Regions from separate parts of the Homo sapiens genome. Here region 1 is linked to region 2. Evidence: chromatin loops called from intact Hi-C (ENCODE). Cell type or tissue: GM12878. All regions are shown on one strand. Each heading gives the region's core, and the rest is flanking DNA. Links, peaks and the distances in the headings are about the cores only. Region 1 overlaps DACH2 (dachshund family transcription factor 2). Region 2 has its middle 220 kb from the start of KLHL4.

Region 1 (9,809 bases), core at 1,196-9,195, 490 kb after region 2:
GTCAAGGTACAGGAAATGACATGCAGTTCATCTTATCTGTTTTAATTTATCAAATATAAAATAATATATGTAGGTGCTAATGTCTTGTATTACATTTATTTTGTTTATAGAAATATTGTTGACCTGAATGTTGGTCAACAGAGTCTCCACGGAGGACAGACTATCAGCAAAAATGAATGGTCCAGGGAATCCAGCGGGCAATGCCTGCCCAGGAGTCAGCTGTATCTTGTCCAAGGGTGACTTCATTATTGGAATTTGAACTGGTACCTCTTCTGCAAAAACAAAATTAGTATCAGAAGGTTCACAGATTAAGAGCTCAAAAGTCTCACTAAGCCACCTCTACTAAGCATCTATAAAGATTTTGTTTCTAAAACTAAATGACTGACATTCTCATAATTAGAAGTCATATTTATTCTCCAGCTGCCTCTAATTTCAAAAAATAAATATTTCAGTAAAGAACTTGTGAAACTGAAACAATGCTTATGGCTAAAGAGGTATGAAATCTGGAGAAAAAACTTAAGATACATACAATTGACAATATGTGCTTATGAATATCTATAAATTAAATATTCAGATCACTTCCTGGAAAAACAAGCAACATTTTATTTTTTCCTCTCTAAATCTATTAATCAATCAATTTATTTATCTTGATTATTTTAACAGCTTTATCAAAAAATAATTTACATACAATAAAATTCACCTATTTTAAGTATACACTTCATTTTTAGTAAATTTCTAGAGTTGTCTAATCATTACCACAAACCTATTTTAGAACATCTTAATTTCCCCTATAAAGACTCCTCATGTCCATTTACAGTTAATCTTCTTTCCCACCTCAGCCCCTAAAAACCATTAATCTGCCTTATCTCCAAAGATTTGCCTTTTCTGAATGTTTCATATAAATAGAATCCTACGATACATGGTTTTTTTGTGCCTGGCTTCTTTCTCTTAGCATGTTTTTTAAGCTTATCCATGTTGTGGCAGGTATCAGTAGTTTATTTTTATTGCTGAATAGTATTTTGTTTCATGAATATACTAGCTTGCGTTTAAACATTTTCTAGTTGATGACTATTTGGATTGTTTCCAGTGTTACTTTTTATTTCATGGAATATCCCTTATCAGAAAATAACACGTATGACATAAAATCACAAGTTACATCTATTCTCTCTTTTATTTTTATGTTGTATTCTTCAATATTCTCATTACTCTATAAAGAGCTATGAGTAGAATTTTTGTTTATAAATATGTTTTATATTTGCTTTAAAACAGATATACCTAATTATAAAGGGAATCCCCTCCTACTTTGAGAACCCTGAATACTTGGTTATTCTGGCTGACAGTCTTTCATATGACCTGTACGAATTAGATAAATTTTCTTCTGTAACTACGTATGTAAAAAGAAACTGCCACAGAGAGGTAATCTCGGGATGTTAACGAAAGAAATTCAGTTACTCTTAGTTGAGTTCATCAGCAGTGCATGATGGGGTGAATCATAGCACCTCAAACAGTTATGCTGCTCACTGGAGTATCTTAATTTCAGCAAGAGAGCACAGGCAAAGTTTAAAAAGTATGCATCTCTCTGGTCAGAAAAAACATTCAGTGACTCCATATATTCTAATGAGACTCACTCAAGAAAAAAGACTTGGCTTAAATCTAGACATAACCAATTTCACATGGTTTGGAAACAAAAAAAGATGTCTATTGGTTCTGGTTCCTATAGGTATGGAATATGGACTTCATTTTCCTATTGCAAGCAGCCTACATATGCAGTGTGCAGAGTCTTGAGCCCCATTAATTTAACAGTTACCTTTTGCTGTGGAATTTCTTGTGTGGCAAGTTGTGCCATTCATTTGTGGGAAACTTCAGTGAGATTATTTAGTACTATCTCTGAATAAAAGGCTCTTACTATATATCACCTTTACATTTTTTATTTTTCCAAACCAATAGCAATTTAAAAAAATGCTATATGATTATATTAGAGTCAACAGTTTCACACTGTTTGAATCCAAATATTAAAAAGAGCATTTGTTTATTGACCTTAAATAATTCAATAAAATGCATGAACTATACCATTAATTTTCTTTAGCACAGAAAGCTATGAGAATAACTTCCTAGGAATTATTTTTTAGTAAAGCTTTGAAAACAATATTTTGTTCACAGATGCAAATGTTTTCTACAACTCACTCGTAGTTTATTTTCATACTCTAGTTACGTAACTCTATTTAAAATTAACGCTAAACTCTTACAAGACATTTGCCTCTCTACTTTTTTTTTTATAAAGTCAGTGGTAGGTTTAGAAGAGGTAAATTATTCCAGAGAGAATCAGCACATTATCACAAATTCTGTGACCTTATTCAGCTACATGGTTTCTTTTGAAGTATTATCTCATAAAAACACTATTAAAACATGTCTTAGGCAGCAGATCTAAGGTTTCTAAGGCACATTTCTCAACAATTAACCACAGTGTTATGCTTCAATTGCATTGTTTGATGTCTACATTTAAGTAGTATTTTTTCTTCTCCACGTGAATGCATTAAGTGGATGGAATGACTTTATAATGATGATATATCAATATTTATAATAGCTGGAAAGGTTCTGTACTTTTATACTGATGTTTATAAATCTTAAAGTATTAATTTATGTAGCCTGGAAAAGCTACTATTATAAAATGAAGTGCTACGAAGTTATAACATTAACTTCTTGCTGATTCAGAGACAATATAATCATTTCCCTGAATAAATATTTTGTGTCAAGGAGAGAGTTCTTAAAATAATGAATTCATTGTTACATATCACCTACACATATGTATAACCTCAGTGGTGAGACTCTGAGGATTGCTTTACAAACAAGATAGCTGAAAAGGAAAGCAATACATTCAGTATGCAGAAAACAAAATTATAACTACATTAAATTTGTTGGAAGTCTTCTATTTGAAGATGAAAAAAATGCCATTAAATTGGCTGAAAGGAAAATTATATTGACGATGAAGACAGGTTGCATGGTCTATGGTTTGTAATGTTGCTGTACAGTAAATTGGAGTTTCAAAATAGTATTACTCTTCTTTAAAGAGATAGACACAGCTGAATTAGGTGTTGCTTGCTGCAGTGAGGATCAAATACAAAAAGAATCATATTTCATCAGACCTAGTCAACACCAGGAGAATAAATAGAAATATAAGAGGTATGCAGGCAATGATTCATTTTGATAATGTGGCTCAAGAGAGACACATAGAGACAGCACACGGATCTAAGCTTCTATCAAAAGACAAATAGGACACAGAGGGTGGGAACTGGGATGACAGTGTAGCAGAGGTCACATCGATTTTCAGCAGCAGTTTTAACATGGATGAGATAACCCTGGACTCTATTTGGCCCATTGTTCATATCCTACCTGTCCCACAAGCAATAAATTTCCTAGTCCTAGAAAAAGGGCCATAAAGAAGAAGGATTCTACTTATGACTTCTTATGATTAAGTTTCTGTGCTAACCAAACATGCTTTTCACACCAAGGTCACATTGCATGTTAAGGTCCATAATAGCCCAAAAGCAGTAGAAGTGTATTATGTTTTAGTGTATGCAAGAGGAAACTGTCAAACCATACATCAGATTTTTTTTTCCTATTTAACTCGTTTGCTACAAAAATGAATGGTAAATGAACTGGAAATCAATTTCAATCTTGTAATATATTTTTACATCTGAACAGCATCTGAATTTTGCTCAGAATTTAAATAAGTGCACTGTTATGTAGGAGTTTACTAGATAGGGTTGAAAAATCCTAATTGGCAATACAATTTTAAATGGGCAAGTTCTAGAAACATAGGCTATTGGTTAAATAAGAGCATCTCTTATTAAACCCAGGAAAAAGGATTTTGATTTTTTTTATTTAAAAAGCTGGTATTCAAAATGTAAATAGTAAAACCTTTATCAGCACATAGAACATAATAGTATAAACTACAAAGTAAGAATAGGAGAACTGCCATCTAGTCAAGGACATGAGTGATCTCTTCACTTATTAAAGCAAAGTGGAAACCACTTTTATTAAGCCTGTTTGTTAAACCTGCCATACTTTGTAATAGCACTTGGGCATCCACTTAGAGAATAAGCTCCATTTTAACTTATTTCGTAGAGCCCAGATGAATAGATATAAAAGTTGACAAGAACTTTTGTAGGAAAAAAAGATAAATATATAGTGAATACTCAAAATAGAAAAATCACCCAGAAAATTAAGTCCAGGCTGCTAGAGGCTCTCTACATGACTCTAATGCTTATTTTCCCATTTTGCATGGAGTGTGTCTCCTCTGGGCTTTAAGGATTGTGATACAGGAATATAAACAACACAGCTGACTAACTCAGCAGTAGAAAATTGTAGCTACCTACCAGGTCATCAGTTTTATTCGTTATCAAGTAAATTATACTTTATTATTTTATTTGAGATCTTTTCCCTAAATACTATTGTCCCAGGTGACCCATTTTTTTTTTTTTTGGCAATGTCATTATTATTACATTCAGGACAAGTGAGACACCTGCTTCCCTCTAACAAACTGAGGAACAATTACAACAATAAAATGACCAACTGCTGTGTAATGTGACTTGTGTGAATATAAGGAAGTGTACATAGCTTCAATGACTCCTCAAGTATTGCCATCATCAAATGTGGAAAAGCTTGATCCCCAAATTGTTGTATTTCTTTAAGGAGATGAAATAAAAATAATACAGATAAATGAAAACAGAAAGCTAGTAGCAAAGGAATGAAGACGTACCAGCCTGAGAAAGTGACACAGATACTCTAAAACCAATTATGCTCATTTGCTGTGGATCCTTAGATTAGCAATTTCACATAACAGGCTCCTTTATAAATCATGTATTGGAATTCAGTCATCTTTCAGACAAAATGTTATTCCAATAACAAATATTATGTCCAGTAAAAGGTTTGGAAGAAGTATGACACCCAGTTCTTGTCATTAAGGAGCGGATACATTATTTAGGAAAACAGTGGACACTTAAGCTTGAATCATGTTCATGTGGCATAGATTGTTATTTGCCTCTAGGAGTTCAAAGAAGAGATCACTGTACTTTGGAATGAACCCTTAATAATCTGTTCACTCTCTAGCTGAAAGGCATTCCCACTGTCCTTAGACTAAAGCCCCACAGAACTTCCACGTGATATTAGGTGTTCTAACAAGAAAAGCTTCGTTGCTCAAATTAGTGTTGAGAAAACAGGCCTAAACAATATTTAACAATTTTCCTTAAAGCTAGGATTGCTAGATACATTACAGGGTGCTCTGTGGAATTTGAATTTCAGATAAACAGCAAATCATTGTTTAATATAATTATGTCCAAAATATTCCATAGGACAGATTTAGACTAAAAATTGGTGTCTCATTTATCTGAAACTCATATTTCACAGGGCACAGTTTTCCTTTATTTTTAACTTGCTAAATCTTTTAGAGCAGAACATCTCAGACCCCATTTCACAAATCACCGCTAAAGAGCTTACTCTTGTGACCAAATACCAACTGTGTCCCAAAATCCTGTGGAATTTTTTAAAATAAAAAATATGCGAATAGTAAATATTAACATATGTTATATGTCAAGATAGGAAGCAGAGAGCATAATGAAGAGCAAAATACACTGGAGCCTGATTGCTTGGGTTTGAATCCCTGCTCTATGATTTGTAGAACCCTGGGAAAGTTGCTTAACCTTTCTATGCCTCAGTTTCTTTATCTATAAAGTTAGGATAATAGTAACACCTACCTCTTAGGGCTGTTATAAATATTAATGAACTACTATTAGCAAAATTGATAGAATAATTTCTGATCCAAAGTAAATGCAATATAAATGTTTATTAAATAAATGGTAGTTGAAAATTTACAGAAGTGAAAGAGGAGTATATAGTCATATATTTGACAACCTAAGCATCTATTAACACCTCATGAAACACAATGTTTGGAAATACCCTTCTCTAGGTAAAAACTGGATGAGCCCAGCTTCACCTTAAATTAGCCCACTTTTGCTTTCCAAGTCATTGAAGGCCTGAAGACACAGGTCAGTGGTTTTTAACCAGGAGCAATTTTGTTGCCCAGAGGACATATGGCAATAGCTACAGACATGTTTGATTGTCAAGACTACATACTGCTGACATCTAGTGGTAGAGGCCAGTGATGTTGCAAAACGCCCACAAAGCATAGGAAAGAAAGCCCTTCACCCCCGATCACCACTGGATTCCCAACAAAGAATTATCTGGCCAAATGTCAATACTGGTTGGGAAGCACTGTTCTTTCCTATTTTTCATATAGGAAAATCTCAATGAAAGGACAGTTAACTAGATTTCCCCTTCTACAGGTTGAGGATCCCTTATTGGAAAATCTAAAATCTGAAATGCTTCAAAATTCAAAACTTTTTGAGCTCAGACATTAAGCCACAAGTGGAGTAATCCACACCTGACATAATGTGACAGATCACAGTCAAAATACAATAAAAACTTTGTTTCATGCACAAAGTTATTAAAAACATTTTATAAAACTACCTTCAGGCTAAGTTTATAAGGTGTATATGAAAAGTAAATTAAGTTCATGTTTAGACCTGAGTCCCATCCCCAACATATTTAATTATGTATATGCAAATACTGCAAAATCTGAAAAACCCAAAATTAAAAATGATATGGTTTGGACCTGTGTCACTACACAAATCTCACGTCAAAAATCCTCAGTGTTGGAGATGAGGCCTGGTGTGAGGTGATTGGATCGTGGGAGTGGAGTTCTCAAGACAGTGAGTGAGTGAAGAGATCTGGTTATTTAAAAGTGTATGACACCTCCCCATCTATCTCTTCCTCCTGCTCTGGTCATATAAGACATGCTTGCTTCCCCTTTGCCTTCTACCATGATTGAAAGTTCCCTGAGGCCTCCCCAGAAGCCAAGCAGGTGCCAGCATCACGATTCCTGTACAGCCTGTGAAACTGTGAGCCAATTAAACCTGTTTTCTTTATAAGTTACCCAGTCTCAAGTATTTCTTTATAGCAGTGCAAGAACAGACTAATGCAGAAAATTGGTACCAGAAGTGGGGTATTGCTATAAAGATACCTAAAAACGTGGAAGCAGCTTTGGAACTAGATAACAGGAAGAGATTGGAGGAATATAGAAGGTCAAAGACAGGAAGATGAGGGAAGGTTTGGAACTTTCTAGAGACTTTTTAAATTGTTGTGACTAAAATGCTTATAGTTATATGGACAACGAAGCCCAGACTGAGGAGGTCTCAGATGGAAATGAGAAACTTATTGGAAACTGGAGGAAAGGTCACTTTTGCTATGCTTTAGCAAAGAGCCTTGCTGCATTGTGTGCCTGCTCTAGGGATCTGTGGAACTTTGAACTTGAGAGTGAGGATTTAGGGTATTTGCCAGAAGAAATTTCTAAAAAGCAAAGTGTTCAAGATGTAGCCTGGCTGCTTGTAACAGTGTATGCTTTTATGTGTGAGCAAACAAATGACCTGATACTGGAACTTATGTTTAAAAGGGGAGCAGGGCATAAAAGTTTGGAAAATTTGCAGCCTGGTCATGTGTAGGAAAAAAAAAAAAGCCCATTTTCTGGTGAGGAATTCAAGTGGGCTGAAGAAATTTGCATAAGTAAAGAGGAGCTAAATGTTAATAGCCAAGACAATAGGGAAAATGCCTCAAAGGCATTTCAGGGACCTTCCTGGCAGCCCCTTCCATCACAGGCCTTGAGGCCTAGGAGGGAAAACATGATTTCGTGGGCCAGGCCCAGGGCCACACAGCCCTGTGTAGCCTCAGAACACTGCTCCCTGCATCCCAGGCACTCCACCTTCAGCCATGGCTAAAAGGGACCCAGGACTGATACTTTAGAGGAAAAAGCCATAAGCCTTGGCCGCTTTCATGTGGTGTTAAGCCTACAGGAGCACAGAGTGCAAGAGCTGAGGCTTGGGAGCCTGTGCCTAAATTTTAGAGAATGTGTGGAAAAGCCTGGTTCCCCAGGCAGAAGCCTGTGGCAGGGGTGGAGCCCTCATGGAGAACCTCTACGAGTGCAGAGCAGAAGGGAAATATGGAGTTGGAGCCCCCACACAGAGTCCCCATTGGGGCACTGCCTAGTAGTGGAGCTGTGACAGGGGGCCACCATCCTCCAGAACCCAGACTTATGGATTCACCAACAGCCTGCACTATGAACCTAGAAAAGCCACAGGCAATCAACACTAGCCCTTGAGAGTAACCGTGGAGGTTGAACCCTGCAAAGCACAGGGGCAGATCTGCCCAAGGCCTTGGGAGCCTATTGTACTAGTATGCCCTGGATGTGAGACATGAAGTCAAAGGATACTCTTTTGGAGCTTTAAGATTTAATGACTGCGCTGCTAGGTTTCAGACTTGCATGGGGCCTGTAGCCCATTTCTTCTGGACAATTTCTTTCAGAATGGGAGTATTTACCCAATGCCTATACCCTCATTGTTTTTTGGAAGTAACTAACTTGTTTTTGTTTTACAGGGTCATAGGCAGAAGGGACTAGCCTTGTCTCAGATAAGACTTTGGACTGCAAACTTTTGAGTTAATGATGGAATTAGTTAAGACTTTGGGGTACTGTTGGGAAGGCATGATTGTATTTTGAAATGTGAGAAGGGCATGTGATTTGGGAGGGGTCAGGGCAGAATGATATGGTTTGGATCTGTGTCCTTACCTACATTTCATGTCAAACTGTCATCCCCAGTGTTGGAGATGCAGCCTGGTGGGAGGTGATTGGATCACTGGGGGAAAGTTCTCATGAACGGTCTAGCACCATCTCCTGGTGCGGTTCTCATGATAGTGAGTGAGTCAGTTCTCATGAGATCTGGTTATTTAAACATGTGTGCCAAGACAGGCTTGCTTCTCCTTTGCCTTCTGCCATGATTGAAAGTTTCCTGAGGCCACTTCAGAAGCTGAGCAGATGCCAGTATCATATTTCCTGTACAGCCTGAAGAACCATTATCCAATTAAACCTCTTTGCTTTATAAATTACTCAGTTTCTGGTGTTTTGTTATAGCAATGCAAGAATGGACCAATAATGGAAACATGTCTGGTCTGAAGCATTCCAGATAAGCGATATTCAAACTGTAGAGAATGTAATAAGCTTAATAAGAAAAAAAGTCAAATAAAAATTTAGAACTAACAAAATGCTTTACAAGGTGTGTTTTAGAGTGTTTATGCATTTCACTTGAGATTGCCACCTGTATGATTTGCTCAAATGGTATCTTCTTTGTGAAACCTATACTGGCCATCCCATTTAACACTGCAACCTGCACCCCTATTTCTACCTCATTGAGACAATTTATTTTGTTCTGTAAAATTAAGCACCATTTAATATACAATATAATATAATTATTTATTTTATTAAATATTTTATTCCAGTACAATTGAATCTTTTTGAGGGTAGTGACTTTTTTCTGATTTTTATTTGCTCACTGTTGTCTCCTCAGTATCTAGAATAGCCACCATCATGTGTCTATCTATAACATATGCAATGATATTTGATATGTACACTGGTAACCTTAAAGCCCTGTAAGATTTCGAATCATCAGATTGATTCCACTATTTCTTTTTTATTCAAAAAGACAAGATTGTACATGAATATATAATTTATGTATTTATTTATTTACAAATATGTGGTAGAATGAAGGAAGAAAGGGGATGGAGGTAAAGAGTTTCTGGTCAACTCTTAGTCTCTCCAATAAAATAAATGATTACTATAATCTACAAATATTGTGACAAACTGAAATTTTACAATTTCGAAAAATAGCTTGTATAGTTGTCACAGAATGTCTAGTGTAAATTTATTG
Region 2 (9,809 bases), core at 1,144-9,143:
CACGGTCAAGTCAGCTTCATCCCTAGGATACTAGGCTGGTTCAACATACACAAATCAATAAACGTAATCCATAACATAAACAGAACCAAAGACAAAAACCACAAGATTATCTCAATAGATGCAGAAAGGGCCTTTGATGAAGTTCAACATCCCTTCCTGTTAAAAACTCTCAATAAACTAGGTATTGATGGAATGTATCTCAAAATAAAAGAGCTACTTATGATAAACCCACAGCCAATGTCATATTGAATGGGCAAAAGCTGGAAGTATTCTCTTTGAAAAACAGCACAAAATAAGGATGCTCTTTCTCACCACTCCTATTCAACATAGTATTGGAAGTTCTGGCCAGGGCAATCAGGCAAGAGAAAGAAACAATGGGTATTCAAATAGGAAGAGAGGAAGTCAAATTTTCTCTATTTGCAGATGACATGATTTTATATTTAGAAAACCCCATCATCATCTCAGCCCCCAAACTACTTAAGCTGATAAGCAATTTCAGCAAAGTCTCAGGACACAAAATCAATGTGCAAAAATCACAAGCATTCCTTTACATTAACAATACACAAGCAAAGAGCCAAATCATGAATGAACTCCCATTCAGAATCACTACCAAGAGAATAAAATATGTAGGAATACAGTTAACAAGGTACGTGAAGGACCTCTTTGAGGAGAACTACAAACCACTCCTGAAGGAAATAAGAGAGGATGCAAACAAATGGAAAAACATTCCATCCTCATTGATAGGAAGAATCAATATCGTGAAAATGGCCACACTGACCAAAGTAATTTATAGATTCAATGCTATTCCCATTAAACTACCATTGACATTCTTCACAGAATTAGAAATAAACTGGCACATGTGTACATATGTAACTAACCTGCACATTGTGCACATGTACCCTAAAACTTAAGGTATAATAATAATAAAATAAAAAAGGGTAACAATTAAAAAAAAAGAAATAAACTATTTTAAATTTCATATGGAATCAAAGAAGACCCCATATAGTCAAAACAATTCTAAACGAAAAGAACGAAGCTGGAGGCATCACACTACCTGAATTCAAGCAATACTACAAAGCTACAGTAACCAAAACAGCATGTTACTGGTACCAAAACAGACATACAGACCAATGGAGCAGAACAGGAACCTCAGAAATAACACCACACATCTACAACCATCTGATCTTCAACAAACTTGACAAAAACAAGCAGTAGGAAAAAGATATCCTATTCAGTAAATGTTGCTGGGGAAACTGGCTAGCCATATGCAGAAAACTGAAACTGGACCCCTTTCTTACACCTTATACAATAATTAACTCAAGATGGATTAAAGACTTTAATGTAAAATCCAAAACCATAAAAACAATAGAAGAAAACCTAGGCAGTACCATTCAGTACATAGGCATGGGCAAAGACTTCATGACAAAAACGCCAAAAGCAGAATTGCAACAAAAGCCAAAATTGACAAATGGCATCTAATTAAACTAAAGAGCTTCTGCACAGCAAATGAAAACTATCATCACAGCGAACAGGCAACCTACAGAATGGGAGAAAACTTTTGCAATCTACCCATCTGACAAAGGTCTAATATCCAGAATTCAAAAGGAACTTAAACAAATTTACAAGAAAAAACAAACCCCATCAAAAAGTGGGCAAAGAATATGAACAGACACTTCTCAAAAGAAGACATTTATGTGGCTAACAAACATATGAAAAAAAGCTCAACATCACTGATCATCAGATAAATGCAAATCAAAACCACAATGAGATACCATCTCATGCCAGTCAGAATGGTGATTATTAAAAAGTCAGGAAACAATAGATACTGGTGTGGCTATGGAGAAATAGGAGCGCTTTTATGCTGTTGATGAGAATGTAATTAGTTCAACCATTGTGGAAGACAGTGTGGTGATTCCTCAAGGATCTAGAACCAGAAATACCATTTGACCCAGAAATCCCATTACTGGGTATATACGCAAAGGAATATAAATCATTCTACTATAAAGACACATGCACATATATGTTTATTGCAGCACCACTTACAATAGCACATATATGGAACCAACCCAAATGTCCATCAATGATAGACTGGATAAAAAAATATGTTGTACATATACACCATGGAATACTATGCAGCCATAAAAAAGATTAAGATCATATCCTTTGCAGGGACTTAGGTGAAGCTGGAAGCCATCATCCTCAGCAATCTAACACAGGAACAGAAAACCAAAAACTGCATGTTGTCACTCATAAGTGGGAGTTGAACAATGAGAACATATGGACACGGAGAGGGGAACAACGTACACACCAGTGAGTGTTGGGGGGTGGGGGGTGCGGGGAGGGAACCTAGAGGACTGGTCAATAGGTGCAGCAAACCACTGTGGCACACATATACCTATATAATAAACCTGCACGTTCTGCACATGTATCCCATTTTTATTAGAAGAAAAAAATTAGTAGAAAGTGTCAATAATGAAATTCATTCATGAAAGTGTCTTCTACAGAGGAAGCAAATAGTTCTTCTCCTTGGTTTTTCTCAATTCTGTGATTTCTTTTATGGCTTTTTCCAAAGAGAGTGCTTGCCTTTGTCTTTGGGACCTGGGAGGTAACCTCCAAACACTTAGAATAGCCCAAGAGATAGGAATGCCTTTGTTATTTATTTGGGGCCCCTTGAACCATACCTGATAGTTTATGGGAATGAGGTGACTTATAGTGGGTTTCTCCAACCACGTGATAACAGCAAGATCTCTAGAAATCACAGAGGCTGGAGACTAATTCCAAACACAGGAGTAATCAATCAGTCAATCATGCTTACTTACTGGAGACTCAGTAAAAATTCTGGACACCAAAGTTCGGGTGTGCTTTGTGGTTGACATATTCAGTGTGTATTGTCACACATTAATGACAGGAAAGTAACACATCCTGATAACAATGGAAGCTTTGCATGTGAAGCCCTCCCAGATGTTGCCCGATGTGTCTCTTACTTTGGTGAATTTTCTGTACTCTTGCCCTTAGTAAACTATAACTGTGAGTATAATTTTCAGTGAGTTCTGTGAATCTTTCTATTGAATGATCAAACCTGAGAATGGCTTTGGGAAACCTCCAAACTTATACATGGTGTCAGAAGTGAGGGTAGTTTTGTGTGAACTCTTTCTCTAACTTTGCCATTGTCCCCTAATTAAAACCATCTTTTCAAAGGTTGTGACAGTGAGAGAAATCTAATATGGCTGGCTCCATCTTGCTTCTAGCCTCACAGACTGGCTCAGTCTTCACTCATTCCTGGGTGTATGCCAAGCTAACCATGGGAGGAATTTAGATTATAGTTTAACATTAAAGCAAGAAGAATAATAGTCTGTCCCTAAAACTAATTTTTGGGGGACTGAAACTGCCTTTGTAAAACTAACAAAAGATCGGTAGATTCGAATTATAGGAAAAGTCTGAATTCTGCTTAAATGTAGGCATAGTTTCTATAATCTCTTACTACTCAGGAGTCATGTCTTCAGAGGTCACAAAATTTTGTGACTTCCTTAATTGCTCCTATAGATAACATCACTATTATAGAATCTAAGATTGGCCTTTTGAGATGTTCTTCAGATTTTGGCATTCTGGCAACCAACTTACCCCACCCAGACCTGAGATTCATGACTCAAGCAGTCATGCGACCCATATCCAGAGGTGGACTCAGCACACGAGGACTGTTCCAGAATCTCATTTAATTCCCAAGCAATTGGCAGCACCCATTCCCTAGCCCCCTGCCCACCAAATTATTTATAAAAACCCTAGCCTCTGAGTTCTCAGGGAGAGAGACTTGAGTAATATCTCAGTCTACTGCATGGCTAGCCTGACATTAATTAAACTCTTTCTTTACTGCAGTAGCATGTTCTTGGTGAATTGTTTTTGCCTATGCAGGATACAGGAAGTTGGGTGATTACATAATTGCTTGCAGCTAGGGTCAGAAGCTTTGGTCAGACTTGGAAATCTGGAGAACTGTGCCTTTAATCTTGCAATGTGGTTAATGCCAGGAGCTTAACATAGCTAAACTGCAATGTAGTCACTTCTGACTTTGGGAAAGGGATAGCAGTATTAAAAAAAAAAATTCCACTCGTTTCACAAACATTAGCTACTAATGGGTAACTTCCATATCAGAAATATAAAAATAAACAATTCAAACTGTCAGATTATTTTTAAATATAAAAAATATCAAATGTGATTAAAAGTATGCTTCAGTAGACTATTAAATGGTAGATAAATCTCACAAAAGTACATAGAAAATAATGGCAGGCTACGAAGCATGCATGCTTGTAGTATATCTTCATATATTGGAAAATATTGCTATATTTTTACAGTAAGATAAATTACTCTTATGCATAACCTGTCAGTTTATTATAAGCAGGAGGACTTTTACTTTGTGCTAAATTACACAGTGTGCCACTAGAGTGCGCTATAACATTTTCTTTGATTAAAACATTTTTTCTGAAATCGATTCTGAACTACTCTTAGCAAAAATTTTCATTTACTGCTGAATTAATATTGTAAAACATATTTGAGAAAATTATTATAATAAAACAAATTTTCAACTTTTCTATTAAGTATATTAAGTTTTTTACACTTTTGTGATTTCTGTATATGCTTGAAGATTCTAAAAAGTACTAGAAACACTCATTGCAATAACCATTATTAATTCCAGCAAGAAATAAAGCACTGTTTTTTGCATTATCTAGTTCACTGAAGAAAAACAATGTATATAATTGGTAGCAGGGCCCAAACTCAAGGAGAATAAATATATCGGAAAATGCCTTGTAGTATTGTGTACTTCGGTTTTATTCAAAAGACTGATGTCATGTAGAAATATACCTATTTTGATTATATTAGTGTAATTAAAGTTGAAAGGACTTTTAAAGGGGGGACACAAAATAAGAAAAAAAAAAGTGGCTTTTTGTAGACATGCTGTTATTTATGGAATTAGCTTGTATCACCTAAGGCAAGTCCTGTTGGAAAGCAGCTAAGAAAGAGGAGGACAGAACAGGAACCCAGAATACAAACATGTCTTTTACTTTCTCGTCATACCCTCCACTACTGGAATGTCAAGATTCAGGAAAAAGGCAAGGCCCTAATTTCTAGCTGTGTATCTTTCTGCCAGCTCACAAAAATTTAAGTAAAACACCAGGGGATATGTAGATGTATGCATTTATTGATGTAGAGGAAGAGAAAGGCATATTTTGTCAGTAGACTCTGGCACCTCTGATCCTAATATTTTCAGCAGCATTTTAAGGTGGCCATCTACATCCCAACATACCACCAAGACTGGAAATGTAGTCCAATGTTTTATCTCCTGATGGGGATCCATGACAGCCAATATTAGGAATTAGAGGGAGGCTGTAACTATAGATACAGGGGGTATTTAAAAGGATCCAAAGAATAAACTTAGTTTAATAGGTTTCACATTTAGTACATGAATTTTATAAGAAGCTTTCTTAACCCAAATTGCATAAAAATAGACATAGCAACAAAAGACATTGTTAAAATTTGTCAAAAAAATACTACTCCAAAATATTTCAGATCCAGTTGATTTTATAGGTGAGTTCCCTCGAAGCTACAGAGGCTAATGATTCACGTGTATTTTACTTTCTTCCAGAAGATAAACAAGGAAAATTCCTATTTCATTTATAAGGCAAATATACTACCTTAATACAAAAACCTGATAAAGAAACTATAATTATGAAATCTAAAAACCAAATTGATTTATGGAGGTGGACACAATAACCTTAATTGTTAAGTAATGAAATTCATGAGTGCATTAAAATAACCATACACTATGATCAAACACAATTTACTCCATAAATGTGAGGATGGTTCAAAAGCAATCTGTTATTATAATGGCTTTCCTTAATAGAGCAAATGCAGTAGCACACACATGCATGCACACATGCAATTTTCTTCTAAATGCTGAAATGGTATTTGAGAAAATGAACTATCAATTTCTGATAAAAACCCATAGGAAAATAGAAATGGAAGCATTTTTTCTGTATGATAAAACACATCTCTCTCAAACAGACATGATCAAGATTCACTGTGATCATATAAAAAGAAAGAAGTCATAGGCCTAAATCATTATTAGTTAAAATATTTTGAGCATTCTAGTATTGGTGTAAAGAATGTAAAATAAATAAGGTGCACAAGCATGAAAAGTGAGGAACACATTTATTTTTGGCAGTAAATATAATTACTACAGAGAAAATTCAAGAGAACCAGATAAAAAATAAATACAATAATTTGAATAAATTTACATAACCATCCTTATAATAATTCTATAGTATAGGTCCTGATATATCTGTCATTATACATCTGAGAGAACAAAGCATAGGAAGGTTGGGTAATTGGCTCCAGTTTACACAGCTAGAAAGTGGCAAAGCTAGGATTTCATTCTTTATCGTCTGGTTCAAATAAGTAGAAAATATAATTCAAAAAATAAGATCCCATATACTAATTTAATAGAGAAAACACAGCGACATAACTGTAACATGAAATGTGAGACCTTTCTATGAAGAAACAATTAATCTTTACTGAAATACATTTAATTATTGAAAAATAAAAATATGCAAAATAAATAACAAATATCATTCAATTCTAAAGAACAAAATAATGTATTGTTGAGACCTTTTAAACACATGATCACAATTAAAATTCATCAAGCAGAGTAAGAGGGCAAAAGTAGACAAAAATACTTTAACAAACATAATGAGAAAATAACACACCATTTATCAGAATGTGTTTTTAAAGTATTAAAATTAAAACTGTGTAATTTAGCGTATAAATGGATAGGTAAAGTGGTTGCTGGAATTAATTGATTATTCATTCTATATCAGGCCCTGTTTTCAATAGTTTACACATAATAATTCATTTAAACCACTCAACATACATTATCTCACTTAATCCTACCTTAAACCTAGGAAGTAATCATCATTATTATCCCAGTTTTATGAATAAAGATATTGAGAAACAAAATGGTTAAGTAACTCTAAAAGCACACAGCTAGCACATGATGGCCTGTGTGACTCCAGAAGCTGAACTCTGAATCACTACATTGTGGATAGTGAAATAAGAAGCTATCAAATAGACTGAAGAATAAATAAGCAATTAATATATACAATGACAATAGCAGTTCAAATAGCATTACAAACAAAATTTAAAAAATGGCAGATGAGAAACATGACATTTAATGAGAGAAAATTTTAATAAAATTCATATAAAGAGTGTTTTAATCTTCAACATTAACATAATAAAGGCCATGTGTACTCAGCCCACAGTTAACATGATACTCAATGGTGAAAATCTGAACACTTTTTCTTTAAGATCAGGATTAAGACAAGGGTGCCCACTCTCACCGCTTCTATTCAACATAATATTGGAAGTCCCAACCAGAGTAATTAGACAAGAAAAAGTCACCTGATTTGGAAAGCAAAAAGTAAAATTCTCTCTGTTTCCAGATGACGTGAGTATGTATGTGTGTGTGTATACACACACACACACACATACATATATATCCCTAAAGACTCTACCAAAAAATTGTCAGAGCTAATAACAAATTTAGTACAGTTGCAAGACACAAAATCAACACACAAAATTAGTTGGATTTGTATAGATTAACAACAAACTATCTGGAAAAGAAGTAAAGAAACCAATCTCATTTACAAAGCACCATAAATAAAATATATAAGAATAAATTAAACAAACCAAGGAAGTAAAAGCTCTTTACACTGAAAACTGTAAGACATTGATGAAATAATTTGAGGAAAACATAAATAAATGAAAGTATTCTGTGTTCATGGACGAGGAAAATCAGTATCTTAAAAAAGTTCATGCTATCCAAGTGATCTATAGATTCAACGTAATACCTATCAGAATTATGACAGAGAATGGCATTTTTCTTTTTTTTATTATACTTTAAGTTTTAGGGTACATGTGCACAACGTGCAGGTTAGTTACATATGTATACATGTGCCACGTTGGTGTGCTGAACCCATTAACTTGTCATTTAACATTAGGTGTATCTCCTAATGCTGTCCCTCCCCCCTTCCCCCACCCCACAACAGGCCCCAGTGTGTGATGTTCCCCTTCCTGTGTCCATGTGTTCTCATTGTTCAATTCCCACCTATGAGTGAGAACATGCGGTGTTTGGTTTTTTGTCCTTGCGATAGTTTGCTGAGAATGATAGCTTTGAGCTTCATCCATGTCCCTACAAAGGACATGAACTCATCATTTTTTATGGCTGCATAGTATTCTATGGTGTATATGTGCCACATTTTCTTAATCCAGTCTATCATTGTTGGACATTTGGGTTGGTTCCAAGTCTTTGCTATTGTGAATAGTGCCACAATAAACATACGTGTGCATGTGTCTTTATAGCAGCATGATTTATAATCCTTTGGGTATATACCCAGTAATGGGATGGCTGGGTCAAATGGTATTTCTAGTTCTAGATCCCTGAGGAATCTAGGGATTTCTAACATAACACACTGACTTCCACAATGGTTGAACTAGTTTACAGTCCCGCCAACAGTGTAAAAGTGTTCCTATTTCTCCACATCCTCTCCAGCACCTGTTGTTTCCTGACTTTTTAATGATTGCCATTCTAACTGGTGTGAGATGGTATTTCATTGTGGTTTTGATTTGCATTTCTCTGATGGCCAGTGATTATGAGCATTTTTTTGTGTGTCTTTTGGCTGCATAAATGTCTTCTTTTGAGAAGTGTCTGTTCATATCCTTTGCCCACTTTTTGATGGGGCTGTTTTTTTCTTGTAAATTTGTTTGAGTTCATTGTAGATTCTAGATATTAGCCCTTTGTCAGATGAGTAGAATGGCATTTTTCAAAGAATAGAAAAGATCAATCTTAAAATTCATAGAGAACCACAAAAGACCTCAAAATGCCAAAACAATCTTGAAAAAAGAAAACTTAGAGGCATCATGCTTTCTTATTTCAAACTATATTACAAAGCTATTTCAATCAAAATAGTATGACACTGGCCTAAAACAGGCACCTAAATCAATGGAACAGATTTGAAATAAACTCGTGTGTACACAGTCAACTAATACTGACATGAATGCTAAGAATACATAATGGAGAAATGACTGTCTTTTCAATAAATCATCTTTGGAAAATAAATGGTCTTTGGAATATGCACATGCAAAAGACTGAGATTTAGTCCATATCTTACACCACTCACAAATACTAACTTGACATAGATTCATGGCTTAAATTTAAGACCTGAAACTGTACAATTTCTAGAGGAAATATAAAGAAAAATCTCTTTGACATTGGTTTGTGTAATGATTTTTTTATATAACACCAAAAGCAAAAGCAAAAAAATAAGCAAAAGTAAATAAGTGGGCCTACATCAAATTTAAAGCCTTCTGCAAATAAAAGGAAATAAGGAACAAAATAATAAACAAAATGAAAATATGAAGTGAGAGAAAATATTTGCCAACCATATATCTGATAATTGGTTAATATCCAAAATATATAAGAAACTCGTAAAACTAAATAGCAAAAAACAAAATCCAATTAAAAAATGAGCAAGGGCTCTGATTGGACATTTCTCCAAAGAAGATACACAAATGGTCAATGAGCATATAAAAAATGCTAAACATCACTAATCACAAGAAAATTTCAAATAAAAACCACAGTAAGACATCACCTTATATGTGTTAGAATGACTTTTATCCAACAGACAAGAGAGAATTGTCTTGCCAAACAGAGAATAGTATTGGCCAGGATGCAGTGAAGAGTCCCCTTGTGCACTGTTGGAGGG

What was found. A loop is a pair of places that touch in the nucleus more often than their neighbours do. Peaks named below come from ENCODE experiments on the same cell type or tissue, not always from the same donor. Only the 100,000 strongest peaks of a DNase experiment are listed, where the experiment ranks them.
Region 1: it touches region 2 in a loop (9-fold over the local background); 8 of 110 quality-filtered maps call a loop at or near these places.

Annotation. Positions count from the first base shown.
Region 1 is chrX:86,803,319-86,813,127 of GRCh38, reverse strand. It overlaps DACH2 (dachshund family transcription factor 2), which reads right to left. Exons shown (of 12, transcript NM_053281.3): 8 at 124-272. Among named protein-coding and RNA genes, the nearest start is that of DACH2, 660 kb to the right of the region's middle. RefSeq lists an enhancer at 7,397-7,922. In GM12878, for the core only: a CTCF peak has its summit at 6,150 (motif pointing left); a DNase peak (open chromatin) is centred at 6,135.
Region 2 is chrX:87,294,382-87,304,190 of GRCh38, reverse strand. No RefSeq gene overlaps it. Among named protein-coding and RNA genes, the nearest start is that of KLHL4, 220 kb to the left of the region's middle. In GM12878, for the core only: a CTCF peak has its summit at 4,432 (motif pointing right); no DNase peak of the experiment used is centred there.